Linked DNA regions of Mus musculus: region 2 is linked to region 1. A link is a loop called in an ENCODE intact Hi-C map of the cell type or tissue named here. Cell type or tissue: left cerebral cortex. All regions are shown on one strand. Each heading gives the region's core, and the rest is flanking DNA. Links, peaks and the distances in the headings are about the cores only. Region 1 overlaps Pced1b (PC-esterase domain containing 1B). Region 2 has its middle 94 kb from the start of Gm41393.

Evidence for each region. A loop is a pair of places that touch in the nucleus more often than their neighbours do. Peaks named below come from ENCODE experiments on the same cell type or tissue, not always from the same donor. Only the 100,000 strongest peaks of a DNase experiment are listed, where the experiment ranks them.
Region 2: a loop joins it to region 1, with 1.9 times the contacts of the local background. A loop is called at or near these places in 5 of 42 quality-filtered maps.

Annotation. Positions count from the first base shown.
Region 1 is chr15:97,307,141-97,323,342 of GRCm38, forward strand. All of the region lies in intron 3 of Pced1b (PC-esterase domain containing 1B), which reads left to right. Among named protein-coding and RNA genes, the nearest start is that of Gm33325, 42 kb to the right of the region's middle. In left cerebral cortex, for the core only: no CTCF peak of the experiment used is centred there; DNase peaks (open chromatin) are centred at 7,950, 8,382, 11,470 and 11,662; H3K4me3 peaks cover 653 bases; H3K27ac peaks cover 329 bases.
Region 2 is chr15:97,492,854-97,509,055 of GRCm38, forward strand. No RefSeq gene overlaps it. Among named protein-coding and RNA genes, the nearest start is that of Gm41393, 94 kb to the left of the region's middle. In left cerebral cortex, for the core only: a CTCF peak has its summit at 5,744 (motif pointing left); DNase peaks (open chromatin) are centred at 8,942, 9,370, 11,045 and 13,086.

The DNA of each region.
Region 1 (16,202 bases), core at 3,854-11,853:
CTTAAACACTGATGAGCATCGGCCTCACTGCTGAGGGACCGATGCCGCTGCACCGCCGCCCTGCACCGCCGCCATGTTCTCCACTCGCTGGCTTGTCCTGTTTTATTTCGCCAGCTCCCACTGATTGGAGTTGGCGATTACAGTTGCTTGCCATTACAAATAATGTGGTTGTTGGTGGGTTTGGTGTCTCTATCCACAGATCTGGGTGAACTTCCATTACTCTGTCCACATAGTAAGGTTCATACAAGAAGTCTGGTTCTTCCAGGGATACACACAATTGTGATTTTTATAGGCAGTGATAAATTGGTCTCCATGTCTACCAGGTGAGTGTTAAGAGTCCATCCTTCATACCTTCACCAACACGAATTACCAGTGATCCACATCTTCTCCTCCAACCATGAGCCTCCTCTCCTCCTCCCCTTCCTTCCCCTTCTTTCCCCTCCTCCTCTTCGTCCTCCCTTCCCTTCTCCTCTTCCTCCTCCTCTCTCTCCCCCTCCCCCTCATTCTCCCTCCTCCCTTCACCCTCCCCCTAGCCCCCCTTTCTCCCACCACTCCTCCTCCTCCTCCCCCTCCTTCTTCTTTCATCTTCTTCCTCTTCCTCATTCTTCTTGCCAAGCTGATAGAAACCTCATGTTTTCCTATCCACTTTCTTTCTACTAAAAGCATCTCTCATCTATTTGCTATTTTTACTTAGTACATGGAGCCGCTGATCAATACCTCTTGTCCCTTTTTTTTCTATTGATTTGTTCACTTTTAAGTGATTTGAATGAGATCTTTGTAAATTAAGAAAAAAAGCGAGGTGTCCATCTGTCAAAGGTTTGTGATGGTTGAAATCAATTATTCACATCCTTTCGTCTCAACAGATGGAATTCTTAAGACCTTTTGTACAAAGACTTTCAGCCCAATTCTATTTAAAAACGAGATGCGGGAGATAATAAGAGCCAAGCAGTCCCCTCCTCTGGAAGGCAAGTGAATAGAAAGAAGGCAACATGTTGTACCCAAGCAGAATATGAGTGAGCACGCTTGGGAAAACAACCAAATGTCCGTGCCTTTATCATCTGTGTGGACATGCATGTCAGAGCTTGGAAAGGCCGACTCTTTTATGTAACCCTTTAATGTCTTTCAAGTGTTCTGAATCCGAAATGATGCCACTGACAGGAGATGCGCTTAGAGCATCTGACATCATTGTGAATGAAACAACAGTGATGGGGTCTTTAAGTGTGAAAGATACAGGCGTATGCAGGGGAGTCAGGACCAGCAAGAGAAGCATGCTACAGAGAGGCCATTGTACTTAGGGCTGCTGGAGGACTCTGGGGCTGCTGGGTTACACTTAGGGCCACTAGGTTCTGGATGTGTCTCTGACGTTTTCTTAACAAGTAATCTTGGGTGACTCCTTCGGATTCTTTGTACCTTAACTTTTCATCAATAGAATGAAACTATGACAGCCTTCTACCCATTAGATGGATTGCTTTGCTCATCATAAGAACTGAAATAAGGCAATGTGCAAACTGTGGAACTCTCCCACTTGCTGTAAGAGCTGAAAGCTAAGATGTCTACGGATTTCGCTCAGTGGTGGCTTGATGGGTCTGTGTTCTCCAGCTTGTGGAAAGAGTTTAGCAATCGCAACAAAATGGGATGTGAAACTTTCCATGAGACCTGTACAATAATAGCTTTGATTTTACTTTATATCTTGAATATTTAAATAGTTAATAACCTATTTTGATAAAGTATGGACATTTGTCTTTTTTGATCGTGTTCAGTGTGTATATGTACTTTCAAATAAAATAATGCACAAAATTGGAATCATCCAGAGACCCAAAGCAATCCCTGACAAAATGATTTGTGCTACGGGAAATAAAATATGAAAGTGTTATAAGCCGGACAGTGGTGGCGCATGCCTTTAATCCCAGCACTTGGGAGGCAGAGGCAGGCGGATCTCTGAGTTCAAGGCCAGAATGGTCTACAAAGTGAGTTCCAGGACAGCCAGGGCTACACAGAGAAACCCTGTATCGAAAAGAAGAAAAAAGAGAAGAAGGAGAAGAGGAGAAAAGAAGAAGGAGGAGGAGGAGGAAAAGGAAGAGGAGGAGGAAGTGTTAGATTGCTGAGTGGGTAGAGAGCTTGCTGTAACAACAGGGTACCCGAATTCAAATACCCAGCACCCACATAAAAGCCAGGCATGTCTGCAGCATGTATCATTGTGGAATGGTGCAGAGACAGAGAGATCCCTGGAGCTCACTGGCCAACCAGTGTAACTCACATGGGGAGCTTCAGGGTCAGTGAGAGATCCTGTCTCCAAAGCTAAGGTGGAGCGAAATGGAGGGCTGTCTGGTCTGCAAATGCATGTGTTCCTGTTCACACACTCACACACACACACACAAACATGTGCATTCAACACACACACACTCACACACACAAACATGTGCATTCAACACACACACACAAACATGTGCATTCAACACACACTCACACACATACTCACTCACACACTCACACACACACACACAAACATGTGCATTCAACACACACACTCACACACACAGAAACATGTGCATTCAACACACTCACACACACACATACATACACTCATGCACATACACTCACATATGCATTCAATACACCACACACTCACACACACTCACACACACACACTCACGCACATTCACTCACATGTGCATTCAGTATACCACACACTCACAGACGCTCACATACACACTCACACACACACTCACACACACACACACTCACATGTACATGTGCATTCAACACACATACATACACTCATGCACATACACTCACATGTGCATTCAATACACCACACACACACATACACTCACATGTGCATACACTCACAGACACTCACACACCCAGAAAACATGCTTAAACAATTAAGTAAGATCCAGACAATACCTTTCCTTACATTGGTGCTTGTGATGTGTTTCTTTCCCCAGCAGGAGGAATAGTTTTGAGGCTTACAGTCTATAGGGGCTGTGAACCCCCAAACCCAGTCAGTCTCCAGAGGTGTTTACATCGAAGTGCTTCAGATGTTTGACCTTGACTCTGAGGAGGGCATTATGATTTCAGTGTAGATGGTCCCCTTTGATGGAATTGCTGCTGGACTATTTCAGTGATTTAAGAAAGTGCCCTCGTTCTGGAGTTTGACATCATGTAGGAGCGGAAGACTCTAAAATATGCCTGCTAAGAGAGCAGGAGACAGATAGCCGTCAGTTTAGTACCTGCTGCATGGACAGAATGTCAAACAAAAAGACACTCGGGGCTGTGGGAGCCCGGTGAGCTGTCTCCTTGGCGGATGTTGCTCTAGGGCATCTCCTTTCCTTCGGATCCTGTCTGCTTCTCTTGGCCACACTGTGAGCCTCCTTCTCGCCCGGTACCCATGGGCTTTTTCCCTTTGGAGACTGAGTAGAATCTGCACCTTTGTAGATGGGGGAGTCTGACTTTGGTCCTGCCTTGTGCTGACAGCTCTCAGAAGCCTGGCTCCCATTTGTAGATGGATTATTACTTTCTCGGAGAACTTAGTGTTCTGAGATTTTAAGATCACCGTAGGCAGCATCAGGAACTGACTTTTGAGAGGAGAATCTGAACTCTGTGTTGACTCCTTGGGCGCAGCGCTTTGAGTGTATTTGATGAGATCAAAAACTGTAGCTTGGAAAAATAAGAGAAGGGAAGGGAAGGGAAGGGAAGGGAAGGGAAGGGAAGGGAAGGGAAGGGAAGGGAAGGGAAGGGAAAGGAAGGGAAGGGACAAGACAAGACACATTCAACTTGTGACTATTTTCTGCAGAACAATCTCCCCAAATTTAAAGGCCACCTTATGCATGCCAATGCATACTAAAAAGGGGTTTTTGCTATTGGCTGCTCCAGGTTGTTAATAATGGATTGATGTTTTCTGAAGCACAACATTGCTTCACCTCTACCACTCATCAACACCACAGATCCAGTATGTTTTGGCACTGCTAAATATAATGCAACAAAGTGCAGATGCTGAAAAAAAAAGTTGCAAACACATTTTAAAGAAGTTTATAGTTTTAAATCTGTGCAGTTTTGGAAGCTGAGGATTCTTGACCTATTTTTTTTTTTAAAGTCTCTTATGCCCCTGGCACCCGAGGCTGCCACGCAATGTATATCAAAGTGTCAAGGACAGAAAAATACGTTGTCACTGTCACCCTTATTTTCTGCATTAATGTCTGTACCTAAGCCCTCTGTCTCGATTCAGCCCGTGACAGGAGATGGCACACCACATCCTCGCTAACCCACATAGAGAAAGCCACCACGGCTCAAATACTTAGCTTTGCTTTATGGCTGAGGTTTCATGATCTCAGAAGAAAGTAAAGGACAGAATAGATTTCTCTCTAGCCATGCTGGGTGTGTTGAAACAGAAAAAGGAAATCTATAAAATGCAGAAACAGGACAACCCAGCAAGGGAATGAAGCCTCTCTCTCTTTTTTAGGGTTGTTGTTTGGTTTGCCCCTAAATATCCTGAACAAAACCAACACAGAACATGAGATAAGTATTTCCCGAAGTGGCCACAAGCCGAGGTCAGTTTCTAAGATGTCCTCGGGACTTTCAGGTGACAGAACACATGCCTCTCAGAGGTTTCACACTTAAGATACCAAATTCATAAAAGTACATAAAAAAAGCTGGACTATATCAGTGTGGCTGGTCGGTCACTGAGTCCCAGTTTTGCTCCTTTGCAGCTGCAGAGCCTAGATCTGTGATTCTCAACCTTCCTAATGCTGCAACTCTTTAATATAGTTGTTCTTGTTGTTACTTCCTAACTGTAATTTTGCTACTGTTAGGAATTGTAATGTAAATAGCTGGTATGCAGATGGTTTTAGGCAACCCCTGTGAAAAGGTCGTATGACTCCCCCAAGAAATCACAACCCACAGGTTGAGAAACACCGGCCTAGAGGCTGTTGCTTAATTTCCCCCTCAATGAGAGTCCATTGGAGATATAGAAAATAAGACAGTAAAAGAGGAAGCTTCTGTTCTTATCGTCCTACGACTTCTAAGAACTTGTAGGCCGAGCATGGTGACGTTATACCGTTGGTCCCAGCTATCAGAAGTCAGAAGTGGTCATATCTTGGTGAATTCAGGGCCAATCTTGACAACACTGAGTTCTAGGATGGCCAGGACTATGTAGTGAGATCCTGTGTCTCAAAGAAAGAGTATAATAATAATCGGAAACATATATTCAACATTGCAGAACCTGGAGAGGTGATGCAAATATTAACAGAATTGAAGATATGTATGTGTGTGTGAGAGAGAGTATAGACATATAAATATCTACTTAATAACCCCTTGGAATAATTCTAGAACCTATAGATAGAAAATTAATGAGGAAGCTACAAGCTGCTGGTACCAGCCTGTGATCCCAGATGCACAGGAGACTGAGGAGGGGGAGCCCACGTTCACTGCTTACTTGGACTACGGAGTCACTGCTGGGGGCCTTCCTGGGTATATTAGTGTGGCATCATCTTGCCATCTTGCCATGTGCTAGCAAGGACAGAATCACTGAGCCATCTCTCCAGCCCCTTGTTACGCTTTTGAAAAATACAGTACCTAAAGCGTAGACAGCAAAGCAACAGTAAACAGTTAGAACTGTATCAAGCTATTATCTTTTGTACATCAAAGGAAACAACAAGACGAGAAAGCAGCCTAAGGCAGGAGGCCATCACGGCAATCTGCATGATGATAAAAGGGCTAGAGTGCATGAAACTCATGTGACTCAACAGCCTTCTACGTAGGAGCCATGTTGGGGTCCCAAGACCACTGCCACATTCAGTGATTCCCCCAAAGGACTCACCGAATGCAGATAATCTGAAACACATGGTTATGACTTATATCAGTGATGGGCATCAGATTCAAATCAGCAAGGCAAAAGTGCGCAGGGCAGAGTGTAGGAGAGTCCAGGCACGCGGCTGCAGCTGTCCACCAGGGAGGGATAGTCACATACGCAAGTGCTAATCCCCCAGGAGTAAATGTGAGAACATATACAAGGTACTGTCACCAACTATGGCGCTTTGATGTTGAGAGAGACGATTCTGAGGGTCTGTTGGGAAGAAATGCTATAACCAACTGGCTGGCCGAACTGCTCTCTCTTTAGGTCTCTTTAGAACCAAATCCTGTAGCTTGCCTCTGGATGTTGGCAATTAAGTAGTTTCCACCACGAATCCTGGTTAGCTACTTTAATCATCTGTGTCCTGGGGTGTCAGTACATTCAGATGTCGTCACCAGGGATCCACGTAAGTGCCAGGACTTTCTCGAGAATGTGCAAGGTTTAAGCACCAGGTCTGCTTTACAGCACAAGCAAGCATAGTGCTTGGGTATCCTCAAGAGCTTTGGAGACATCTGAGCCCAAGAACTAAATTCTCCATTTGATTCCCTGGTTCATGGGTAACTCCTCAGAGGCCATGAGCCTTTCCGGTTACTCCGCTCTGAGCAGAGCCGGGCATTCTTGAGAGTCAGCTTCCAGTTGCTTCACAGGCAAGGTGGGCCTTCCTGCTGTGTACACTCAAGGTTGAAATGGCAAGGATCCGGGTGGCACTAGTCCCATTTAGGAGGACGGTGAACTCATGACTTAAATATGCCCCCGATGAGCTACCATGTGGTTGCTGGGATTTGAACTCAGGACCTTCAGAAGAGCAGTCAGTGCTCTTAACCACTAAGCCATCTCGCCAGTCCTTGTTTCTTTTAAAAAAGCAAGGACACCCTTCCCAGAAGCCTCCCCTAGGAGCTTTTCCTCCAGTCCTGATGGCCTGAACTGTTCTTGTCAAGATGTTCTTGACAAGGGCTGGGCAGTGGCGGTGCACGCCTTTAATCCCAGCACTTGGGAGGCAGAGGCAGGCTGATTTCTGAGTTCGAGGCCAACCTGGCCTACAGAGTGAGTTCCAGGACAGCCAGGGCTACACAGAGAAACCCTGTCTCGAAAAACAAAAACAAACAAACAAACAAAAACAAAAAACAAAAAAAAAAAAAGATGTTCATTAGGAAGAAACATTGACCATTGGGCAGTACAATCACGGATCAACACTGGACATGGCCGTGGGGTGGGGTTCCTAAATGTCTGTGGTTTCTTAGAAACCTTGAAATAGATACTAAAAACAATGTGCACTCCTTCAAAGAGACCAAGCGGGAGCCAGGATGCCAACTGCTGTGCATCCATGGGAATTCTCCACCATGCTGGGAAACTTCCAGTCTTCAGGGGTGCCCTGGGCTGTTAATGCCTGGGCTCTCTGGAGTAACTGACTCCCAGGACACAGAAACAAAGGCCTGAAGAGCAGGGTTTGATGCTCACAGAAGTTCCACTCCTCCACATTTTGCCTAGGTGTTCTTCACAACCAAAAGCACTATTCTGGGTCAGAGACGCATCTTTCTCTCCACCAACAGGTCCACCCTGGGTGACGCATGTCCATTCCTTGGTCTAGATTTTGATGCTCTTAAGCAGTCCCTCTCATCTCAGACAGTCCTCTGCAGAGGAATTGGAGCTGTTCTCAGTCCCCCTTAAGTCTACCCCGCATCCCATGGGAGTCCCACCTTCTCCTCCCCACCCTCTACCCCTGCCCGGGTCCATTTCTTCCTCCACTGTGACACTCTGTGGAGCTGACTGCCCAGACTTCTCCCCAGTCAATTCATCAGGATACTCCATTAATCTCAAAAAATCCCTTTGGCTTCTCTGAGTCTTTTCGATCTGCAGAAATGAGTCTACCGCACTCTGGGAGAAACAGCTTTATAGCTATTGTCTCTCAGCTGAGGCGTCCCTCCAGGCTCTCCGGGCTTTGTCTTTTGTGTCTGTCTTCCATCTCTAACCTGCAGCATGCATTTTCAGTACTTCACTCCCGTCCTCCAATCCGTCCCCGTGTTTAAATGCAGAGGGAGCCTTGGCACCTACACCCCTTCCACCCCCATAGGAGCAGCCTTCTCTTTTCCTCTTTTTTTTTTCTTTCTCTTCTTTGTCAAAAATCCATCAAGAACAAATGCTCTTTGCTATTGTCGTTGCTATCTGCCTTCCCTGTTAAGTGACTTGGTTTAACTTCCTTTCTGGATTGGCTTACATAATAACACATGGCCTATTTGTGGGTACAAATAGGCTTTGAATTTTTTTTTCAAGGAGATGCTTTAAAAGCCGATTCTGGAGCCCGTTGATGTGGAAACCCCCTCAAGAGGACACAGTATGGGATCAGTATCCTAGTAACTCGCAGTGGGCGCTGAGTTACTCCGTAACGCATGAACTTGTAGCTTAACAGTTTCTGCTTTTTCTCTGATTATAAGAATAATACTCATCGTAGAGGATTTAGGAGGAATGAGACATGTGCCCTATATGTACGGGCTCGCAGCCATCGGAGCAGGTGTGGGGGAGTGTGTTGAAGGCAAACATTGTCATGAATAGACTGAGTCACACTCTGTACTTGCAGGCATTGTCCGGACGGAAGCAAAGGGCGGTACAGATTGGTTGTCCACGTGCCTGTGGCTTTTTATCAGCCAACACTTCTCATTGACATCTAAAACATCTAAGATATTTCTTAAGGAAAGATGAGTCAGGTTCGCTCAGCAGATGCTCAGTATTAGTCACAAGAAAATAACAAACAAATTTGCACTAAAGGATTTTTCAAAAACCAAAGCTGTAAAACAGAAGACTAAGAAATTGTCCTAATGGGGGAACCTAAAGCGTCACAAAATTGTACTCAATTGAAGACCCTAGACTAAACCAGAGGACGATTCACAAAGTATGAAATATGAATGGCATCTTCCAATTGGTTAGAAGTGTTGTGTTAATGTTACTTTCTCCCCCCCCCCCGAACCCCACCCCTCGCAACCTAAAGACTGAGAAATTCAAGTTAAGTGAATTACACACTTCATGCAAAATGTTCCCAATTGGTTTAAATTCAAAATGAGTCAAGTTCCATTCATATGAAATCTGGTAACTTTGTTGAAGTCTTTGAAGTATACAGAGAAGGTGCGAGCTGTTGGAATACAGCCAAAAGAAAAGGAGAGGGTCTCTGTGCAGAAACAGGAGCCGGAGGGGTTGGGGGGCGTAGCTCTCCAGAGCTAAACCTCCAATTCTCGGAATGCCTTTAGGGAAAGATTTTCCCAACTCCATTTAAACATCCAACTTTATTCTCACCTCTGAATTACAAAATACTGAATATTGATTTCACCAGACAAAGGGAAAGATCTATTCCTCATCTCTTTTTCCTCCATCTCCTTCTTCGAGTTGAGCCTTCCATTCAAGCACACCAGGAGTAAACACGCAGTGCTGCGGGTTGGAGCAGGGCCTTGTTTACTGTGTTCCTTCTAAATGTGCTTCCATGTGTGGCTCTAGTAGAGTGGGAGAGGCAGCAGCTTTAGCTCATGAGCTCAACGCAGGACCTCACTGTTGGGAGACAGCTCTCTAGGCTTCCTCACATTGCTGCAGACATTGTAACCAAAGTGTTGATGGTACCTTGTTCTAAACCATCTAACAAGGACTTACAAGTCTTCTTACAGTATCTGTGCTTCTGCCAGCCACCCTGTTAGCTTGACATCAAGGTAGAACTTAGGTCCTGGGCAGATACTGGCAGCCCTTTTCAAACCATGACTGTCGGTTTCTGGTCCAGGCTTTAAGACCTGTGGCCTTTCCCCTAAGCGCACTATGTGATGCTTACAAGCATCACAGAAAACTAGCTTGAAATAGGTTTAGGGAATTGGGGGTTTCTTTTGTTGAGTTTTAAACTACTTTTCAAAAGGTCAGAGTCTCCTTTAATGGGAACAAGACCAACCTGAGCCTCAGCCACCCCAGAGAAGTGTTTTCAGAAACCTGTTGGCTGGCATCGTATTTCTGATTTATGGGTTTGGTATTTCAGTGCTCTTAGAGATTGGGTCCCCAGGCAAACGCCTCCTAGCCTGCTTTATAATCGGATTCTGCTGTCTGTGCCATTAAATGTATGTATGTGCGTGTCTGTCTGTCTGTCCTGTTCCCAAGCAAGTGATACCAGCAACTCTGGGGTCACCACTCCCTCCATTCCCTCAATACCTTCCTGCTTCCTCTCTGCACAGTAAGACTGCTGTGACCAGCAGGTTTCTACAAGCCTGAAAAATTACATTCATTACATTCTTTCCTGTTTCTGATCTAGAAATAACTTTGAAAATCGTAAGTGCTTTTTTGTTTGTTTGTCTGTCTCATTTGCCTTGTGTTGGAAGGAACCCATGTAACAAGGAGAGGTTGAGGAGACGTGAATGGTGGCCCCAGGTGACACACGAGGATGGCACAGTAAGACCTGAATAGGTGAATGATTTTGACCCACTGGCTCTTGGGAACAGGTGTGCTGCCAGGCTGTGACAGTTCGGAAAGATGAGATGGGGACCTGTCAGTAGTCTTATCTTTTCTGTCAGAGATTAATTGAGTAGGAATAGGATCTTGGCTCACTCTTTTAAATGTCGGCCTGCAGCCAAAGCCCAGCGCTCTGTGTGATGGGAGGAACTACTTAGCCCAGGCTCTCTGCTCCGTGAGTCCCGCCACCGTAAGATGGGCCGTTATTTTAGGATCGATGAAGAGAGAAAAGATGCTGTCTACTCAGTGATGGACAAGCATATGTTGCAAGGCACTTCCCAGATCCAGAGATATGAAAACCTGGCTCTGTGTTTTAGAATTGATGACAGATGATGTCTTCGTTACTGAAATTTCTGCTGCTGTGATAAAACACTGTGACCAAGGCGACTTCCGCACAAAATAGTTTATTTAGGCTTATGGTTGCAAAGAGTCCGAGATGAAGGGGACAGAAGCAGCAGCTGAGAGCTCACTGGGTTCGGCAGGAGTCTTTAAATCCTCAAAGCCCGTCCCCAGTGACAAGTTTCCTCCAGGAAAGACACTCCCCCTAAACCTCCCCAAGCTGTGACCCTAATCGGGAACAAGTGTCCAAATGCATAAGACTATGCAGACATTTCTCATTCAACCACCACAATATGTTAACTGGGGGGTGGCAACTTTTTATTTTTTATTTTTATTTTTTATTTTTTTGCCATTCCATTCACTAGCTTTATGATCTTAGTTATCTTTTGAGTCTGTGACTGTGGGTAAACGATGACAGTTGCTACCAGCTGTTGAACACAGAATGGGTGCCTGGCACATTTGCCTTCATTACCTCAGGTCTTGTCAGGCAGGCTGTAAGAAGTAGGTATAAATCCCTTTTTACACAGCGGAGCAGAGCTCCTGAGATTTGAACCCTGCTAGATCTCCCCCCCGAAAGCTACTTTAGGAATCGCTCGATTTGAAGGAGTTGCCCCGAGTTGAGCGTGGTTTGGAGATCGGTACTAAATCTAAATATTTGTGGATTGTTTTAGGAAAACAAGTTCTCACCCATCACGCAGCTGTCACACAGCAGTAATTGCGAGACTCTGCTCATCTCTGGCATAAAGAAAGGGAACAGTGAGGGGGTGGCCGCTCTCTCTCCACAGAGCTCATTGCAGCGGCGTTGCTGCTGCTGCGAGGTGCAGAGTCATCCATCCCTCTGCTGGCCTTTACCTTTCTGAGGGAAGAAGTACTTTGCTTTTTCTTTGAAGTCTTCGCCATAGCTAAGAACGGGATTTTAACTGATGGCAAAATATAAAGCCCCAAGGTAATGTTTTATCACTGTTTATTCCTGTGCCCAAAGAAAGAGCCTTGACACAGGAGGCTGCTGCTGGGTTGCCATGGCACTAGTCCGTCAAACTGGAATGGAAGGTTTAGAACGTAACCCTTTCTCTCCCCGCACCGTGTTGACGAGATGGGAAGGTTTTCATTTGCTTGATATTGCTGGGTAAGGTAAATGTCTTTTTGATGAGAGGGTCCAACTTTGCGCCAGGCGCTGTGGGTGACAGTCTCCAACCATACTGCCCCAGTCTCCTGGTTCTCTGAACACAGGCACGCACAGTTGCTTGTGCCTTAGCACCATTTAGCACCTATCCGTATTCCATTCTGTGGAGACTCCATCTTCTCCAGGAAGCCTTCCACAACCTTTCCCACACAACGCTGGCCGTGTGTGTGTTGAACAGAGCACCCCGTGTTCACTTCTGTCTTGTCAAATGTCTCTGTGATGAGAGCTCTCTTTAGGCGTTCTTGTGAAGCAGAGAAAGGGGCGGCCTGCATGGGTTTTCTGTTCTGCTGCGTTTCCGATGAAGCATCATGCTATCTATGTTAGACAAGACCTGGCGTCTGTAGCATCAGCTTCCTCTGCGTAAAGTGATGTCATCTGCCGCACAGCAGTTATGGATTAAAGGTAGCACACACACTGAAATGCAACCCGGTGTGTACTCAGCACGCGCTACAGAAAACTTACGTCCTTTTAACACCGAAGCTCCCTGACAACAAGGACCTTGTCTTTTAATTTTGGATACTGCGATCCTGACACTGGGCATAAGAGGACTTTCCATGAATCCCTAACACACAATGGTTGAGAAATGGTTCTCTATAGGCCAATGAATTCTCCCATAGGTAATGCGTATCCTTCACACATACACAGAGAAAAGATTTTCTTGTTTTTCAAACCAATTCATATCCTTTGATTAAAATTTTATAAACTATAAAAAGGGAAACCATTTGTGATACTGTTAGAGTGTAGTCCCTCACCCATGCCTTTGTTTATTTAGGTATATGTTTATATCTTGTCAAGATATTCTAAATTTTCTCTTCAAATCTTTTATTTTTAAAGGTTTGTTTACTTTTATGAATGTGAGTATACTGTCTTCAGACACACCAGAAGAGGGCATTGGATCCCATTACAGATGGTTGTGAGCCACCATGTGGTTACTGGGATTTGAACTCAGGACTTCTGGAAGAGCTACCACGTCCACCCATCTCCACAACTATTTTCAACTCTGAAGTGGGACTATAGAGCGTCTATCATCTGGTGATGGGCTTATTTTGTGTAGCGCAATGCCCTCACACATACACTGTGTTTCTGTATCGTTTTCAGTGCCTAGATCTTGAACGGCTTTGATTGAGCCTATGCTGAGAGCTTCTGGGTTTTGTTTTGAGACTGGCTGGGATGAAGTTGTTTTCTTGGCTTCCTTCTTACCGAGTTGAACATTGTTGATTTGTGTATGTGTATGTGTGCCCTGGTTTTATATTCTGCTACCTGGCTAAGCATGCTTACCAGATCAGAGAGTGCTCTGGTAAAATGTCAGGGCCTTTAAGTATAATATCATGCCATCTTTATAAATAGGGATGGTTTGACTCTCCCATTGCTGTCTGCATCTCTGTTATGTCTTTGTCTTGTTTTATCTCCCTGGTCAGGAGTTCAAGCACGAGATTGAAGAAGAATGGTGAGAATAAATAAACACTCATCTCATTCCTGATTTTAAGGGGAAAGCTATTAGCATCCCCCCACTTAGTGTCATGCTGGTGACGTGCATGCAGTTTTGTTGTACGTGGTTTCCGTTATTTTGGGGTATGCCTCCCACAATCTTAGTTTCTCTATAATGTGTGTGGTATTTTTGCCCAAAGATTTTACCACATCTGTTAAAATTATCATGTGATTGATTGATTGATTGATTGATTGATTTTGGTCTTCGGTTTTATTGTGTGTATGGTTAGAGGTGTGCCGATTTCCTTGCGTTCAGCCATAGTTATACTTTTAGTATGAAATCGGGTTAATTGATTTCTACTTTCAAGTATTTCAGTGAGATCTGTACGTCTTTGCTTATCAAGGATATTGATCTGCTGAGTTCCGTTCACAGTGGAGTTGGCCGTGGCAATTTGTTAGATGCACTCACAGGCAAGTAGCGAAGTCAGACAGGCAAAACCAACACTGCATCTCCATTGGACCTCTTCTTGTTGGGACCGTTGCTGGAAGGCACTACTCAATTTGTGGGAGGGTCTGTCTTACTCAGTTAATCCTTCCTGGAAATGTCCTCAGAGGCCTGCTTCTAAGGTGTTTCTCAAGGTTCATTTCAGATCCAGTCAAGTTGACAGCCAAGACTGACCAGCCTAGCTTGCCTTTCTAAACCTCGTGGTACACAATTATGTCATTTATTTGAAATCTTTGAGTTTTTAACATAGGCACTCACCGTTATAAACTCTTTTTTTTTTTATTTTTCAAGACAGGGCTTCTCTGTGTAGCCCTGGCTGTCCTGGAAATCACTCTGTAGACCAGGCTGGACTCAAACTCAGAAATCCGCCTGTCTCTGCCTCCCAAGTGCTGGGATTAAAGGCATGCGCCACCACGCCCGGCCGTTATAAACTCTTAAATTATCTTTGCTGTGTCCCACAGATCTTGATATGTGCTATTTCCTTGTTTATTTGATTTTAGGAATTTTCAGATCTCTCCTCTGACTTTCTTAGTGACCCACTGGCCACTCAGAAATATACTGATGAGGGCTGGAGACATGGCTCAGAGGTTAAGAGCACTGACTGCTCTTCCGAAGGTCCTGAGTTCAAATCCCAGCAACCACATGGTGGCTCACAGCCATCCATAAGGAGATCTGATGCCCTCTTCTGGTGTGTCTGAAGACATCTACAGTGTACTTACATATAGTAAATAAATTAATAAATAATTCTTTTTAAAAAAAAATATATATATACTGATGAATCTCTCCATCTTTTTGCATGTTTTCTGTAGTTTTTTTTTTCCTTGCTTTTGAGTGTTAGTTTCATTCTATAATGATCTGATAAGATACAATTTAGAAGGGCACTGGGTGTACCTCAGTTGGTAGACTGGTTGCCTGGCAGACAGCAAATCCTGGGTTTATCCCCAGCCCTGCAGAAAACCAGGTGTTGTAGAATAGGTGGGAAATCCCACCAGAGAGGAGGCAGGAGGATCAGTGTCCTCAGCTGTGTAGCATCAAAGCGAGTCTAAGACATGTGAGAAGGCCCGTATTGTGGCCTAAAATGTATTGAAGGCGGTTTCGTGGCCAACCGAGAAGAGCAGGACTGTCACAGTCCTCTGCTGCTGTTTGTTAAGTCCTTTTGACTTATGGTAGAGTTTCCCTCTGAAGTGTCGTTGTTAATTTTGTGTGCCTGTGTATAGATCACCTGTCTGTTAATTCCTATGGGGTGTTCAAGTCTCCCATTGCTAATGTCTCTGGACGTCTCTGCCCCTGATCTCTGTCAGGTTTGTGAAATTGGACCCTAACTATTCTTCCAGTGTTAATGCGCATGTTTTGACGATTGCGACCCCGGCCTTGGTACCCCTGCCTTGGTGGACTGCTTTCTGTGTTTGAATGCAGAGGCTTTCCTTTGCCCCGTGACTACGTCCGGTGGGGGGTTGACTGTGTCAGATGGGAGTCAGACTTCTGCCTCATACTCTCGGATCACGTTTCCCAGGGTGCCCTCTTCTCTGCTTTCCCTCACGGTCTGTGTTGGGTCTTTGCTGCTCAGATGTCTTTGTTGTTGACAGCAAACAGTTGGGTCTTGTATTTGAATTCAGCCCTGTGATCATTTGCATTTAGAGGTATTGGGTGTCTCTGGAGCTGGCTTTCTGCTGTCCTCTTCCCCCCTCCTTGGAAGGATTTGCTGAGTTGCTGAACCTTCTCTTGTTCATCTGTCCCTCTTAGGAGGCGGTTCCTCTCTGGCTGTCAGGATTGTGGCTGGTTCTCACACATGCACACCCACACACACACACACACACACAGAGCCCACCATTTCCATCCCACCCCTACCTGTGCATGGCATTCCTTCTAAGTATCTTCTGTAGTGCTGGGTTGGTGGCCCCAAGTTGCTTTAATTTGTACTCACTAACCTTAATTGTCTATTATTTTTGAAAGCAGCTGTGTTGAATATAGGCCCTGGTATTTATTCACAAGGCTGGAAGCGTGTCAGTCCCCGTGGTCTTGGCTGTGGGGGCTCCTGCTGAGAGGCCTGGTGTAGTGGTGCTGAGTCCTTAGCAAGCAGGAGCTTAGAATCCCCTCTCACCGCCTCCAGGCATTTGCATTGATATTTATGACAAACGCTGCCCTTCGATTTCCATGTAGGGCTTCTCAACTGCTTCTGTATTCAGGTAATGAAAGCCTAACACAGTGGATTAGGAAATGTTTCTTCCTAAGTCTTTTTTTTTTTTTTTAGTGGGGAGGGGGTGGGGAGGAGGGTGTTGGAAAAGTTTAAGATAAGAAAAGTTCAGAGAGAGAGAGAGAGAGAGTGTGTGTGTGTTACGTCCAGAGATTTTGTTAAGCTTCGGGCGGGGGTGGGGGAGTGGAGTGTGTTGATTTCTGTCTTCTCACAAATTATACATACTGAGGAA
Region 2 (16,202 bases), core at 5,439-13,438, 190 kb after region 1:
GCCTGCTGTGTGCCTGTGCATCATGTATGTGCCTGATGCCCTAGAGTGCAGATGATGGTGTTGGGACCCCTGGCACTGGAGTTACAGATCGTTGTGGGATAGAAATTGTGGGTGCTAGAAATTGAGCCCAGATCTTCTGTCAGAGCACCCAATGTCGTTAAGCACCGAGCCATCTCTCCAGCCACACATAGGTAACATTTTTTTTTTTTTAAACAAAGAATAACTTTTGGAAATGTCACAAGATGAAGGAAAACAAATTGGTGTGTTGAAGGGAGGCGAGCTGGGAAGGTTGCTGTGTGGGGGATTTAGCAGAAGGAGAGAACTGTTTTAGGGATGTTCACCTGCAAAGATTTCCTTTTGGTCCCAGCGTTTCACCTTCTTCAAGGCCAGACTGCTTTCCCCACCACACCACAGAGAAAGCGTTAGGAGCCATTCTTGTGTCTCAGAAACTTTGTCTTTTAGTCTGCAATGGCTATCCTTCACTCCCTGAGGCTTCCTTCTGCATTTTTGAATATCAAATGCCTTCCTTCAGATTTGAATAACCTTTAGAGGGTGGCAAGACGTTTCATATCACATGATTTAGTCACCATAGTATTTGTGACAAAGAAGATGGAGGAGCCAGATACTGGTTAGAGCCCTAAGTCAGGGTGACTGTAAAGCCCCAGCACAGACAGCTTAGCTCTGTTCAAGGAACAGCTGCAGGGAGGTGTGGCCTGGTCTCTTCAGAATGTACGTTTTGGCCTAAAGGTTCAGGCCTGTTTTCTAACATTTCCCTTGGTCTCTGGCTCCCTATACCCGTTCCCCTCCCTGAGACTAGCTTTACTTTGTCAGATATTTACGTCTATGATACGTAGCCACCCATGTTCTAGACACAAGTCTTTTCAGCTTCAAGTTATGATGATGAAATGCCTTGGAAATATGAAAGTTATTGAAACGTGGCTAGACGTGGGTTTATGCCTACTGAACTTGGAAGTTAGTGTTCCTCTCTGCATCTCCAATAGTTTCACCACTGGCAAAGGAGGAGATAGCTCTATTCAGTGGATGCCTGTTGTGAAAGCTCCTGTGGTAAATATATACAATATTTATGTTCTATATATTATTTAAAATAATTAAGAGAGAAAAAAGTGTGTCATTAATAAATATATTCAACTATAAGAATTTTTACAGTAGGGTGGGCTAGAGGGTTTGAAGCACTTATACCCAGGCCTGACAACCTGAGTCCAGTCCCCAGATTCCTGAAGGTGGAAAGAGAAAACTGACTCCTAAGATTATTCCCTGATTTCCACACATGCAGAGTGGTGTATCAACACACACACACACACACACACACACACACACACACACACACACACTTACTTATCAATCAGGTCAAGACTATCCACATGATAGTTGGAACATTGGTGAAGATTATGACTTGATATGTGTTGTTGCGCCCACCTCGGCCAGCAAGGAAGACACGACAATGGTCGGATTCTTCTCAACAGCCTTTATTGAAGGAACGCCTCGATGCTGCTACAGGGACCCCAGGAACTCAGGGAGGTCTGCTTATATACTCTCTAGCACAGGGAAAGGCTTTGTGTCCTCCTGGGATAGGTTGAACCGCTGTCACCTAATTAGCATGTACCCTCTCAGGAGGGGTTGGCGCCAGACTCTAGCTTACGCCTGCGCAGTGGTGTTGTTTATGACAACGGCATACCAGGAACCGGCGCCATCTTAGAGTTGGCTTCCTACACTGTGTCCCAAAGAGGTTACACAGTAGACAGTTGTTGGTTCAGGGGTCTCCTCTTTTCACTAGGGGTCCATTCTAAGATTCTCATGATGCCTGAGACCTCATTCATGTAGCACCAGCTCCTAACATATGCCATTTTCCTATGCATACACTGTTGAGGTCTGGTCTTCTGCTATGGATTGCAATACTCAATGCTGGCTCCCCGAGCCTGGTTGCCCCCAGGGAATCTGCATATACACAGTGATGCAAGGTAACCTTGCCCCCCAAGTCATCTGTGATTGGAGAATAAATGTGCCCACAGCCTATAGCCAGACAGAGAGAAGTAGGCAGAGTTTGAGTTCCCAGGCTTTGGGTCTGAGACAAGACCATGAGGATGAGAGAGAAAAGGTGAAGGCTGGAGAAGATGCTATGTGTTAGGCAAGTCATGAAAACATGGCCATGAGGGCTGGCCAATTGGATTTAAGAGCAACCCAGATGGAGCATGGCAAATTGCAATTCAGGGTTATGGATGGGGAAGTAGATTCTAACAGTGTAGAGGTTAGGTGTCGGCCCAGTTCTAGTGCATTATTATAAATATAAAGTAAACAAATTACTGTGCTTATTATAAATATAAAGATTGTGTGTCTTTTATCTGGAAACTGAAATATCAAAGACAGGGTAGAAACCCTCAATTGAGATTAAATGTTTACTATAACAGTAGAATAACTTGGCACAGATGTTTATGGATTTCAGGCCTAAAATCTCTAGGATTCTGGCTTGGGATCACAGGCAGCTCCCTGGTCTTGTCTGTGGCCCTGATTGATCAGTACTGGGTGAATGATCAATAAGCTATCCCTGTCTGACTGAGATTGGTGTACGTGTAGTCTGTGGGCAACTCCTGGACCCCAAAATGGGGAACTCTGACTTTGATAGCAGGGTTCTCCAGCATTCATTTAAGTTTTAAAGACCCTTGACTAATACACTGCTTTTACGAAGAAACTAAGTGGAAATAAAGGAAATTACTAGAGTACAATGACCACAGATAAAGTCCGTTCTGTTTACAACATAAGCAATGTAAGCTTAGGAAGCCATGAAGCTGTCTCTGAGGAAACAGTTGAATTGGGCTCAAGTGGCTGTCCCTCAGCCAGAGCTAAAAAGCCTAAGACCGATGGGAAGAAGCCGCTGAGGAAGAGCCTACCATAACTTTTAAAAGGAGTTTGAAATGTCACATTGGAAAAGCACCAAGCAAGAGTTCTGACCCTTACATGTTTATTTCTTCTCCCTTTAAGAGGGATCTGGGTTTCTGCCTTTCTTTCATAATGACCCTGTTGTCTTCATATTGTCTATGTTTCAGGAGTAGTCATGGCCTCTGTCTTGGTTAATGCTCTGTTGTAGTAAAGAGAACCACAGCAATGCTTACAAAGGAAAGCATTTAATGGGGGCTGACTTACAGTTCAGAGGCTTCCTCCATTGTCATCAGGGAGAGAAGCATGGTATCATGCAGGCAGACATGATGCTGGAGAGTTCTACATCTGGGTCCACAAGCAGCAGGAAGAGAGAGTGACATTGGGCCTGGCTTGAGCTTCTGAAACCACAAAGCCCGCCCCCAGTGACCACTTCCTCCATCAAGGCCACACCCACTCCAGCAAGACCACACCTACTCCACAAGGCCACACCCACTCCAGCAAGACCAAACCTCCTAATCCCTGTCAAGTAGCCCCCTCTCCCTAACGACCAAGTACCCAACTATGGGAGCCTTTGGGAGCCATTTCTTGTCAAACCAGCCTCCCACCTCTCTGAGCATTTCTAACATGTGAGAAGCTCACTGAGGCATTGGGTTACCGCTTCTGGTGCTTCTCCTGGCAAGTTTGCATGAAGGATGTGCCTGTCTGGCTTCTTAATTCAATATATAATTCCATGGCATTCAAAATTCAAATATAATCCCATGGCCCAAAACAAAACAAAACAAACAAAACAAACAAACAAAAAACCAGTTTACACAGATACCATTGAGGCCTTTTTGCTTTTATTGATTTTAGCGTATTTTCTGTTATTCTGCCTTTTTTTCAATTTGGCCATTTGTTTGATCAGGCTAACTTTACTAATAACTTAATGAATGTAATTTTAAACAGAATGCGGGTGCTTCTACAGTTTCTGTACAGTCTCACTGTGCTGGATTTAAAACAAACAAACAAAAAAAAAGGATTTGGAGAGTATTGTAGGATCAATAAACCCAAGTCATATCTTGATCATTTTGTGTTTATCGTCAATAAACCCAAGTCATATCTTGATCATTTTGTGTTTATCGTCAATAAACCCAAGTCATATCTTGATCATTTTGTGTTTATCGTCAATAAACCCAAGTCATATCTTGATCATTTTGTGTTTATCGTCAGTGGACATCAAGTCTGAAGTGTTAGTCCTAAGACAGGGGTCTAACAAACCTTCTGAGTATCCTTGCTTCTGCTTAGCTGCTAGAGTTTGAGAATGCCATCCCTTATTAGAGGCTGGTATGAGTTATACTTCCATTTTACTGCCTTTTAATTTAAGGTTTAAATCTTAATTTAATAATAATATAAAAAAACCCAACTTCATTAGCTGTTTCTAACCCCGAAATCCCCAGTTAAACCCGCCCCCCCATTATCTCAAGCCTGCTCCACTCCCATCAGACTTAAACCAACACAATTCAACTTGAAGTTTTAATTCCACAAGTTCAGAACTATAACTGATAAGCCATTTGTTGAATCTTCAAAAAGAAAATGATATTGAAGACTGGAACATAGAAAGTGATATTCAAATCATTAAAAAGAAATAAGCTTTTGAATAGTATTAAAATTTAGCAGATAGATAAATCAGTCATTAGGACACGGGCTGTCTTCTTTTACTTCCTATTGCTGGGATGAAGACCATGACCAAAAGCAACCTGGGGAGGAAAGGGTTATTTGACTTATCTATCTCAAGTCACAGTCCATAGAGGAAAGCCAGTGAGGGAACTCAAGGCAGGAACCCAAGGCAGGAACTGAATCAGAGACCACGGAGGAATGCTACTGACTGCCTGGCTCACATCCCGTTAACCTTTCTTATACCCTCCAGGATCTCCTGCTCAGGGCTGATTCCATCCACAATGGTCTGAGCTGCCACAGCAATCATCAACCAAGAAAATGCCCCACAGACTTGCCTATGCCAATTTGATTTAACGACATTTTTCTCAATTGAGATTCCCTTTTCCTAGACAATCCTAGCTGTGTCAAGTACTCAGAAGGCTAAGGCACACATGGATGCACAATAAGCTGATCTGAGCCAGTTCCACCCATCCTGACAATATTTCCACTCAGTTCAAGACCATAACCCATGGAAGGGTGCCACCCATAGCCGAGGTCTTCCCACTCAGTTAATCCCATCTAGATAGTCCTTCATATTCCTGGACAGAGGCTTGTTTCCTGGGTTTCTTAGATGCTACGCTGATGACCCATCTTGTCTATCACGATGCCCTTCCAAATAGACATCCATCCTGCCCCTGAAACCTACAAATGGTGCCTTCCATGGGCTTTACAGATGCAATTAAATTAATTGGGATGGAGAGATTAGCCCGGATTTTCCCAGATAACCCCAATGTCATCATCACAAGGTCTTTAAAGTGGGACATGGAAGGGCCAGAATTAGAGCAGACGATGTGATAATGGCGGCAGAATTGGAGTGACTCGAGCCAAGGTTGCAGGAGGGACTACATTCTTCCTGCCGAGCTTCACAGGAGCCATTCCCACAGACATCGTGACTTCTGCTCAGCAAAACCGATCGAGGACTTGTAACTTCCCCAATGGTAAGACAGTGTTTGTGATATTTAACACTATCGTGTGTGTGTGTGTGTGTGAGTGTGTGTGTGTGTGTGGCACACCAGGAGCCAGAGGTAAAGCTCTGTCTCCTGACAGCATCTCTAGCTTTGCACAAGAGACTCAGAAGTGGGCAGGCGCTCCCTGGTGGGATAGGTCATTTCATGGCTGTTGTTCCTAGAAGAAATGCAATGCCCCCTGCTGGCTCTACCCTGAGATGCCCTGTCACAACTAAAATATTAAAGTACAAGCAAGGTATGGTGGGGTTACCCGTCACACCCCCAAAAGGACTTCAGAGCAGCACACTTCCACCTTCTCTGACTCCATCTCCCCCTACCCCACCCCCACTTGTGTCAGGAGGCCACAGCACTCCTGGGAACTGTTGAACTTTTTCTTCCCCAGGCTTCTGGAGAACTCCAAGTTCAAAGGCAATGTGGATGTAGGCCCATGCTCCAGAACACTGTAGCAGATTTCTTTAAACTCAATAGAAAACGCCTTTTAAAAGGCAGTACTTAGGCCCAGTGTGGAGAGGCATACCTGTGGCCACAGCCTCAGAGTCCGGAAGGAGAAAGATCAAGAGGCCCAGGCCAGCCTGGGGTTCACAAGGTTCATGTCACAGACAACAACAACACAAACAAAGACAGAACAACAAAACAAGCAAAACCAAAATCAAAGAACAAAAATGAAAATGTGAGAAATCCCTTTGTGGGTTGTATTTGCTTTCTTACATATCCAGTTTTATAGGTACTGGTCAACGGGAGAAAAACTTTCAGTACAAAGATTCTTGCAAATGTCTGACGGAAGAGATGGGCCTCATAACAAAAGAAAACATGCAGATGTTAAAAGACAAACTTGGGTGCTTGAAAATTCTAATGAGCTTACATAAGCGCCAGGTGACTCATAGGTCGGGCAGCACACGACTCCAGGTAGATCTGTGCTCCAGCTCGGGTAAGAGAGAAGAGTTTTATTAGATATTCTTAGAAGCAAGGAAAAGAAAGTATGCTTGCCAAAGTGGAAAGTCCCCAGGGCAGCTGTTTCCCAACCTGTGGGTCATGACCCCTTGGCAAACCTCTATCTCCAAAATATTTACATTATGATTCATAACTATAGTTATGAAGTAGCAGCTAAAATAACATATGGTTGGAATTACCACCTCATGAGGAGAAGTATTAAAGGGCCACAGTGTTAGGAAGGCTGAGAACCCCTGGTCTGCAATGACGTGGGCTTTGTTCTGCCTCTAGTGCAGTCTAAGGGTCTGAGCCTCCTCAGCCCATGGTCACCCGATCAATTTATTAGTAACACCAGGGAGAGAGGAAGGGAGAGAGGGAGAGAGGGAGAGAGGGAGAGAGGGAGAGAGGGAGAGAGGGAGAGAGGGAGAGAGGGAGAGAGAGAGAGAGAGAGAGAGAGAGAGAGAGAGAGAGAGAGAGAGAGAGAATGAAGAATGAAAGAAGGGGGAGAGGAAAGAGAGAGCGAGGAGGGATGGGGGATGGAGCAAGGGAAGGAAACCTTTAGACAGAAGCAATCTTAACTGTTAACTTCTCCATTCCTTAGTCTGAAGATTCTACACATGGGCTGTGGCAAGGGAGAGCATCTAAGGTCTTTAGAACCTGGTCCTTGAGGGAGAGAGGGATGCAGGGCTGTACCCTTACAAGGCTGGGAATCTCTTGGCAGGCAACTACAGATCTACTCAGCCAAGCAGCGAGCCAATAACTGGCCTCCTCCTGCCCCATCCTGCCACACTGTCACGCTGGGGCTCCCTGCAGACTCCTGACAACATTGCCTTCAAGGGGCTGAGGCCAGAGAAGGGTTAATTGGGGTGGGTGCCCTGAGGTCTGGCAACAATTTTTGTCACTTGCTAAAGGAGGATAACTGTGGGTCCCAGGCATCTTCCTGTGATTCAGCCCTTTACTGCCTTATCCTGGGACTGATAGAGTCAACCTAGTGGAAGAACCAGGCCTCTCAAAGGGCTATCCTTCCAACACTCGCCCTGCTTAGCAAGAGCCTTCAACAGGCCTCTGAAATACTTAGACACTAGCTGGGGTAGAATGCAAACAGGTCCTAGCCGTACCATGCGTAGAAGGCCCAGCTTAAGACAACTTCTCTTTGAGACTCAGTAGTCTTATCTGTTACACAGGTCAAACGCTGCTCTCCTCATGATGTCTGTGACAGAATCACACTGAAGGTGCGCATGGAGTCATTCCATGGGTCCTAATTTTAGCAGACAAAGGCACATAAGTATGTGGTTTAATAACATACTTAAAGTAATACAGTCAACACCAGTAATATGGAAATCATTACTTACATGGTCACTGAAGGAAAGGAAGCAGGAGACCCATTTTAGGGACTGGTCCACTCATCTACTACCATGGGTAATTTTTTTTTTAAATTTTGGTTTTTTGAGACAGGGTTTCTCTGTGTAGCCCTGACTATCCTGGAACTCATTCTGTAGACTAGGCTGGCCTCGAACTTAGAAATCCACCTGCCTCTGCCTCCTGAGTGCTGGGATTAAAGGTGTGTGCCAACACTGCCTGGCTCCACCATGGGTAAAACCTGTTCTGTTCAACCGTTTTTGAGTTTCTAAGGGCCTGAAGATTAAGAACAGCCTCACACGAGAGGTGCCTGTGTACACAGGTGTGTGTATGTGTGTGTGGTATGTATGGTGTGTGTGTGAGTGTACTGTGTTTATGATTTGTATGTGTGATTTGTGTGTGTGTATAGGCTATTTACAGTGGGTGTGGTGTATATATGTATGTATGTGTGTGTATGGTATATATGGTATGTATGTGTAGGGTGTTTGCAATTTGTGGTGTGTGTGTTATATGTGTGTGTATTGTGTAAGTGTAGAACATGCACGTTTTGTGTGTAGTGTATATGGTGTGTATGTGTGTAAGTATAGGGTATTTTCAGTGTGTGTATGTTGTGTGTGTAGAGTGTTAACAGTATATGTGTGTGGTATGTATGTGTATATGTGTGGTGTATGTGGTATGTATGTGTGTAAGTGTAGGGGCTTTACAATTTGTGTGTGGTGTGTATATGAGTGAGTATAGGTATTTATAGTGTGTGGTGTTTGTGTGTGTGTATGTGCGTTGCTTCCTGAAGAAAAGACAGCTACGTTGCCCACACATCAGGAGTCAGCTTGTTGTGGTTTCTGTCGACATGCCAATCAGTTATGCTGGCAGAATTTATAATTTCTTTTACCGTCGCGTTTCACGGTCTTTTCCCTAAGGAAATGTGAAAAGACAGTCAAAGAAGAAGAGGAGAAAGAGCCAACAGGTGGGTGGGGACAGAGCGCAACTCAGGGTGAAGCAAAGAGATGGGAAGGGGAACAAAGAGAAGGAAGTGGCCAACAGGTGGAAGCCAGCCAAATTAGACTCGAGATGCAGACTTACAGGGAGGCTGTGTGCCTGTACATTAGCCATCCTGTTTCTGTTCCCATCTAGTCTCAGGCAGCGATGTATGTCTCGCCCTGCCTTTTATTTACATTTTTATTATATTTATTCACATTATATCATGTATGATTGCTCAGCCTGCGTATATGTATGCACAGACATTCTGGGTGCCTGTGGAGGTCAGAAGAGGGCATTGCATTTCCTGGAGCTGGGTTGCAGACAGTTGTGAGCCATGAGCCGAGCTGGGAGTCGGGCGCAGGTCCTCTGCAAGAGCATCGGGTACTCTTAACCACGGACTTGTCTTTCCAACCTCTATCTTTTATTTTGTTTATGGCTTAATGCTGAATTATCAGGCGCCAAGTGCCCACCCCCTGAAGCGCTGCATCTGTTGTAGGTTGGAGATAAATGAATTGACTGCCAAAACATCTGAGTGGGCGATACATGTTTGTCCTTCATGTGAGTCACCAGGGACTCCTTCCATCATTCTGTCTTGGTTGGAAACCAAGTATTCACCAGAGATAGGTGCCAATGCTTAACAACAAAGAGGGTTTAATCTGAACATATTCCTTGCCTACACACAGACTCAATTGCTTCCACGGTGCAGAAGTCTGGTCTGACTGCTTCTGTCAAACAAACCAGCAGACAGAGGCCACGAGGTTATGGCCCATGTCATGCTTCCCTACGTGATCAGGTCAACAGTATCCACCTACAGCCAAGCTGAGCAGTAGGCTAGGCAAGCCAGGCCGATGGCACTGCATGCTGGTAGTCTACAAGGACTAGCTTGCCTAAAGACACATCACAGAATGGTCTTTGTCCCTCTGTCCACAAGGGTATTTGTGAAGACTATATGTGGACCTGGGGACAGGGGATGTGGGGGAAAATGCATGGTAGGTCTTCCCATCTAGATACTGCCTGACATGGGCTCAGACAGACCAGCAGCAGCCCCAGACCCTGCTGTAAGGCACAGAGGTCAGGAAGCCTAGCGGGACAACTCCTAGATGTGGCATAGCTAGAAGCCACGTTCAGCTATCCCAGAGTAGATGTCTCTCCTGTCTTACTCAATGATCTATCACTGTGAAGAGATACCATGACCATGGCAACTCTTATAAAAGAAAACATTTAACTGAGGTTTGCTTACATTCAGAATCAGTCCATTACTGTCATGGTGGGGAAACATGGCAGCACACAGGCAGACATGCTGCTGGAGAGGGAGCTGAGAGTTCTACATCTGATCTTCTGGCAGTGGGAAGTGTGGGGAGCCTTTTGGGGTGCCATTTGGCAGGAATCTGACATTGGCCAATGACAAGGAAATGGGCTTCTGGCAGGAATCTGACATTAGAGCATGACAAAGAAGTAAGTCCAGGCAGGGACCTGACATTGGCCAAGGACAAGGAAGCAAGAATCTGGTTTTAGGGTAGAACAAAGAGGCTCTGATATATTGATCATCCTTAGAAACAGTTATCACCGGAGTGATCGTGTGGCTTTGTGTTTATTGTCTTGCTTGTTCTTTGATTATTGTCTTGCTTGATTCATTGTACTACTGGCCCTTAATACTTGCATGTAATTAAAATGGTATAAAATGCAGATTGGGAAAATTAAATTTGCCTTCAGTCTCAGAATTGACTGGGGTCATGCTACAATTTGTTTAACTATCTTTTTTTTTTTTCTTTTTAATCCTCACTCCCTCGCTGGAGAACCTGTTGACTGACTGAGTGGGCTTGGTCAGGGAAGAGCAAGTGAGCCACAAGACCTGGCTTGAGCATCTGAAAACCCAAAGCTCAACCCTGGTGACACACTTCATCCAACAAGGCCACACCTCCTAATCCCTCTCAAGTAGTGCTACTCCCCAATGTCCAAGAATTCAAACATACAAGCCTCTGGGAGCCATTGCTACTCAAATTACTACACCTCCTGTCCTATTTATCATATTCACACACACACACACACACACACACACACACACACACACGCACACACGCACACGCGCGCGCGCGACTTAGAGATCCACCTGGCAGGTGTGAGGATAGAGGGAGAGGATCAAGGGCGACTTTCCTGTTTTTGGTTTAGACGCCAGGTTGCTGCTATTTTCAGGGATGACTGAAGAGAAGCAGGATTCTCTTTTCAGAGTGGGCTGGGGATAATCAGATGTTTTGTTTTAGCCTCTGTGGGCTGGGGCAGGGCTAAATTTCTCAGCATGGTTGAAACTGAATCCCACATATAGACTACTCTCTGCCTGATTGAGAACTCTTTCTGGAACACTGATGTCGCTGATTCTGGAGACAGAGAAAGTCATTGAAATAATGTATACTTCATATTACATCATAAACATGGAAGGTCATATCTGTGTCTTCCCACAGTGTCAGAATTTGTTAACAATAAATGCACAAGGCACCATGTTCACCTCTTTGTAGGGGTCTGGTGAATTAGTTATACTTTTTTCTTGTGCTGGTGTATTTGAAAAGTCCTTAGGTGTCATCTAGTTTTCCTCATGTTGTTTCTTCTTCCTTCCTTCCTTCCTTTCAATTTATTTATTGAGGCAAGGTCTCACTCACTATGTGACCCTGGCTAGTTCAGAGCTCACTATGTAGACCAGACTGACCTTGAACTTGATCCACCTGCCCCTGCCTTCCAAGTGCTGGGGTTAAAGATACATGCCACCCACCTTTCTTCCTCTTTTTGTCATGTCTACATACCACATTTCCTTTTTCCATTCAGTGATTGACACTGATGCTGATTCTGCCCACATTTGTGGGGAGCTGAGGAAGCCCTGGGGGAATGTGTAAAGAGTAGATGAAGGCTTGAGTAAGTGTGTTGTGTTCAACATTGGCCCAGTGATGTCAAGGACCCGGTGCCTCAGAACATCATGGTGGTGGCCAGTAGAAAGCCACTTTCTTCATGACAGACAAGGATAGGGAATTAGTGATACATAGGTAAGTAGGTAGGTAGATCAATAAGTAGGTAGACAGAGGTAGATGATAGACAGATGAGAGAGAGAGAGAAGACAAATGGACAGATTGGTGATAGATAAATGATAAATTATAGATATATAGATAGATAGATAGATTAGATAGATAGACACCTAGATGATAGACAGATGGATATATAGATAGATGATAGACAGACAGATAGGCAAACAGATGAGACTAGAGAACAAGATAGCAAAAACTTACCTGCAATGACCCTACTTCCTCCAACTAGGTCCCACCTCCCAAAGTTTCCACCTTCCTAAAATGGCTCCACCACGGGGAAACAACCCAACACTTTATGAACTCATGGAGGGCACTTCATGTAGAAACCACAGCATGCCTTTACAGGTATACACTATGATAAAGCAAGGCCATGTGAAACTGTTGCTTTAAACTTATAATGAGCTTCTAGAATGTAACACTGCTTTGAATGCACTGTCAACAGTATCTCCTTTTTTGTGCTACATTTTATCTATGAGGTAACTTTTATAAAGTAATTTTGCCTAAGAAGGTATAAATTGACAGAAGAAGTTAATTGTGGCTTTGGGGGCTCTGCCCCATTCACCAAATGTATATCTGTGGCATTTGGGGCTCAGACCCAACCACTAAATGTATATATGTCTGACTGTGTATATGTATGTACATACATACATCTGTAGGTATATGTGTATGTATGAAACTGTGCATGGAGACTTGTGGAATTGTTTGGCCTGGCCAAAATATGTGTGTCTGTGTCTATGTGTGTGCTTGTATCCTCTCTTTTTCTCAAAAACAGTTAACAGACTCCAAGCCTCTCACCTGGCCAGCAAGAGGCCCTGAGCCCTAGCAATTAAGCCTCTTTTTCTTAATCCCCTACTGCTAACAACAGGAGTTAATTACCAGAAGCCCACAGCTTTTGGCCTTAGAAAGGCAGAGTTAAAGAACGAGAAAATTTACCAAAAGTAAGCTAGTTAGCCCCCACAATTGAACCTTTGCTCCTGCCATTGCCGACACCACTCATCGCTGCCTGCCTCAGTCTACCTGAAATGCTGGACTAGTCACTGGCAATGAGCTACATTTGTCTGCTTCTTTGTCAATATGAACATTTAAATGAACACGTGCAGAGACACGTGCTGCTCATAAGACTGGCGGTAAGCAGCTGTTTGGACCATCCCGGGACTGCGTGGGCTTTAACACTGGCCCTGCCAATCAAGGCGTGGGAGGCCATGTGATTCACTCTGTCTTTTTGTCTGTGCCTGTGGAGCCTCAGGTATGCTAAGCACACATTCTGCCCGTGCACCTCGTGTGTCCATCACTATGCTATGAATCAGGCCCAGAAGCTGTTTTTCTTCGGTGACTGGGTTTGTCTAGTAGAGGAATGCCATGGAATATTTAAGTTACAAAATGCTACATAAATATAAAGAATTCCTGTGGACTACATTTCATTTACTGTTGGTCTTTTTTTTTTTTTTTTTTTCATCATCACTCCTGCCCATTAAAGCCTTGGTGATTCTAAAGTTACACATACGATTGTTTTATCATTTAGAGAAAAATTATAATAATAGCTACTTGCACACCCTACAGAGGCTTTTTTTTTTTTTTTCTTTTCTTCAAGACAGGGTTTCTCTGTAGCCCTGGCTGTCCTGGAACTCACTTTATAGGCCAGGCTGGCCTCAAATTCAGAAATCTGCCTGCCTCTGCCTCCCAAGCGCTGGGATTAAAGGCGTGCACCACCATGCCCTGCTGAGACTCTTTAGCGTATTTTCTATACTACTATCTCATTGGAGCTTTGTAAGTAAGATAGGACACTGTGATTGGAATTGAGATGTCTCCCCCCCCCCCCCCGCCGCCACCCCGCGCCCCCCTCCCCCCCGCGCCCCCTCCCCCACTCCTGTGTTGGGCTGCTTGGTCCCCAGCTGGTGGCACTGTTTTGGAAGGTTGGGGAACCTTTAAGAAGTGGAGCCTTGCGGAAGGAAATGGGCCCCAGCGGAAGGCTTTAAGGTTTTTTGTTGTTGTTGTTGTTGTTGTTGTTGTTGTTGTTTTGTTTTGTTTTGTTTTTGAGACAGGGTTTCTCTGTATAGTCCTGGCTGTTCTGGAACTCACCCGACTGGCCTCAAACTCAGAAATCTGCCTGCCTCTGCCTCCCAAGAGGCCTTAAGGTTTTAAATCTGGGCTGGCTCCGTTTTCTATCTGTGCTCTGCTCCCATTCAATATAACCAATTACATTTGTCACATCACAGTCGTCTCCATCCCTTCCCTGATATGATGGATCGTGCCCCCTTAAATGCTAAGCCAAAATGAATTCTCTTCTCACATTCAGTCCTTCTAGTTAAGTATTTCATCGCCGCAGTTTGCCCCCCACTCCCACTTTTTTTTTTAATTAGTGGGACTGAAACACAGACGTCATGGGATGCACCCAAGATCACACAGCTTCGTCAAGGCTTTGGGGAGAGAGGCTGCAGGGCTTCTGTTCCTGAGGTCGGCTTTTATGCTACCAGACAGCTGCTCAGGTTTCAGCTCTGCATTGGTCCGTCTCCTACAACCCCAAATGTGGCACAAACATCCCACCCAGCACACTTTCAACTTCAGAGAAAATCCTATCCAAGAAAATGCTTGTACTACAAAGGTTTAGAAACACAGCCCCGTCTCTTCCATGAGCGCCGAAGCCACCAGGCCGAGCACGAATTTAGCGCTATATTAAAACCAAGCCTCGCGTTTCAGAAGCCAACTGGGAAAAAAAGTCAACTAAAATTCTGCATGGAGGTAATAAAAATATCTTTTATTATCCTCTACAGACAGATTGTAGATGCGCTCCAATGTTAATTTACTGTCAATTTATTCATTTTTATATAATGTCCTCCAGTCAAGGTAGATTTAATTCCATTTTTGTCTTGTGTACTTCCTTTCAAGGCTTCGTAATTTCTTTTCTATTTTTACCCATTCCACTTTTGCTTCCTGTCAATTTTTATATCAAAATCTGCTTCAGTTCCCTTTGGCAAGGTGCAGTAATAAAAATATTCCTCATGCTTGAACGTTTAAATTTGCCATTGCACTTTAAAATGGTTCTCTGTCTGTGCCAACGGCGTAACTCTTCATCCAACGGGCACGGCTCCCAGACTCGCAGACGGCAGAAACCTGATTTCTATAAGGGTTCTTCATCACTGTCTAAAATGATCTTCTTTCTCCCACTAACTGACCCTGCGCTAAGCCCCTACTGTGCGCTAGACAGTGCGACAGGAATACAACTCAGGAGATGATGTTGGAATGGTAACCAGCCAGCATCTGGTACATGGGAGCGGCACATGTGTTCTTGGGGGCGGGAGGTGGGGGGCACCCCTGCTGTCATGTGCGCAGTGGGAAGAAGCAGGATAGACACTAGTCATCTGAAGCCACCCGCTGCTTCTCTAAGCTAGGAGACTGTCATACACACACAAACATAGTCTGTCACACACTGGGGCCCTTCTGTAGTTGCAAAGGACACAGAGCCATTGGACCTAGAAGCCTGAGCCAGCAGTGGACAGTGCCGGATGCATCCTTTACTTATAAAGAAGTTTGTGCCGTTTTTATTTTGTTTTTGTTTTAAGATAAGCAACTGGGTTAATCCCTGTGAGTACTGCTCAGAACGGTGCCTGGCACACACCAAGTGTTCTGTCTTTACCGTTATCGTGGTCCCTGGTTTTGTACTTTCACGAAGCAGAAGCGTGGGTCCCGTGGCTAGGCCACCATTGTTGCAGTGTTCCTGGGAATGCTTGCAGTGGCTTCAGGCACCATGGGTGGGATGAAGCTGCAGAGTGTAGGTGGCACCTAACAAAACAGTACCATCTTTTAGCTGTATCCTGTACCATAGTCTACCTCAAGGGCAGGATTTCCCACACTGGGAAAAGCACAAAACAAGGTAATTTTGTCACATAACAACTTCATGAGAACTTCGTGAGATCAGGATGACTTTCAAACAACCAGTTGACGTGAACATAGATCTGTTCAACTACAGGTGTCTGCTTTTCCCATGTCTGTCCATACTTCCGGATGACAGATAGATAGATACATATATACTGTATGTTGTATATTTAGTCATGGTGAGGGGGGTATTGAGAGAGAAGGGAGAGATAAGAAAGAGAAGAAAGAAAAAGATGTATTGAGTATTAGAGAGGCTTCCTTCTTCCATGTCCCTTATATAGGATGCACCAGAAGATGTGGCTCAGATCAAAGTAGGGTCTTCCCACTTCAATTGATCTGGATCAAGGGTGGGTCCTCTTCCTTCAGTGATTTAGTTAAGAGAAATACCTCACAAGTGTACCCAGCTGCTTGGGTTTTACCTAATTCCAAATGT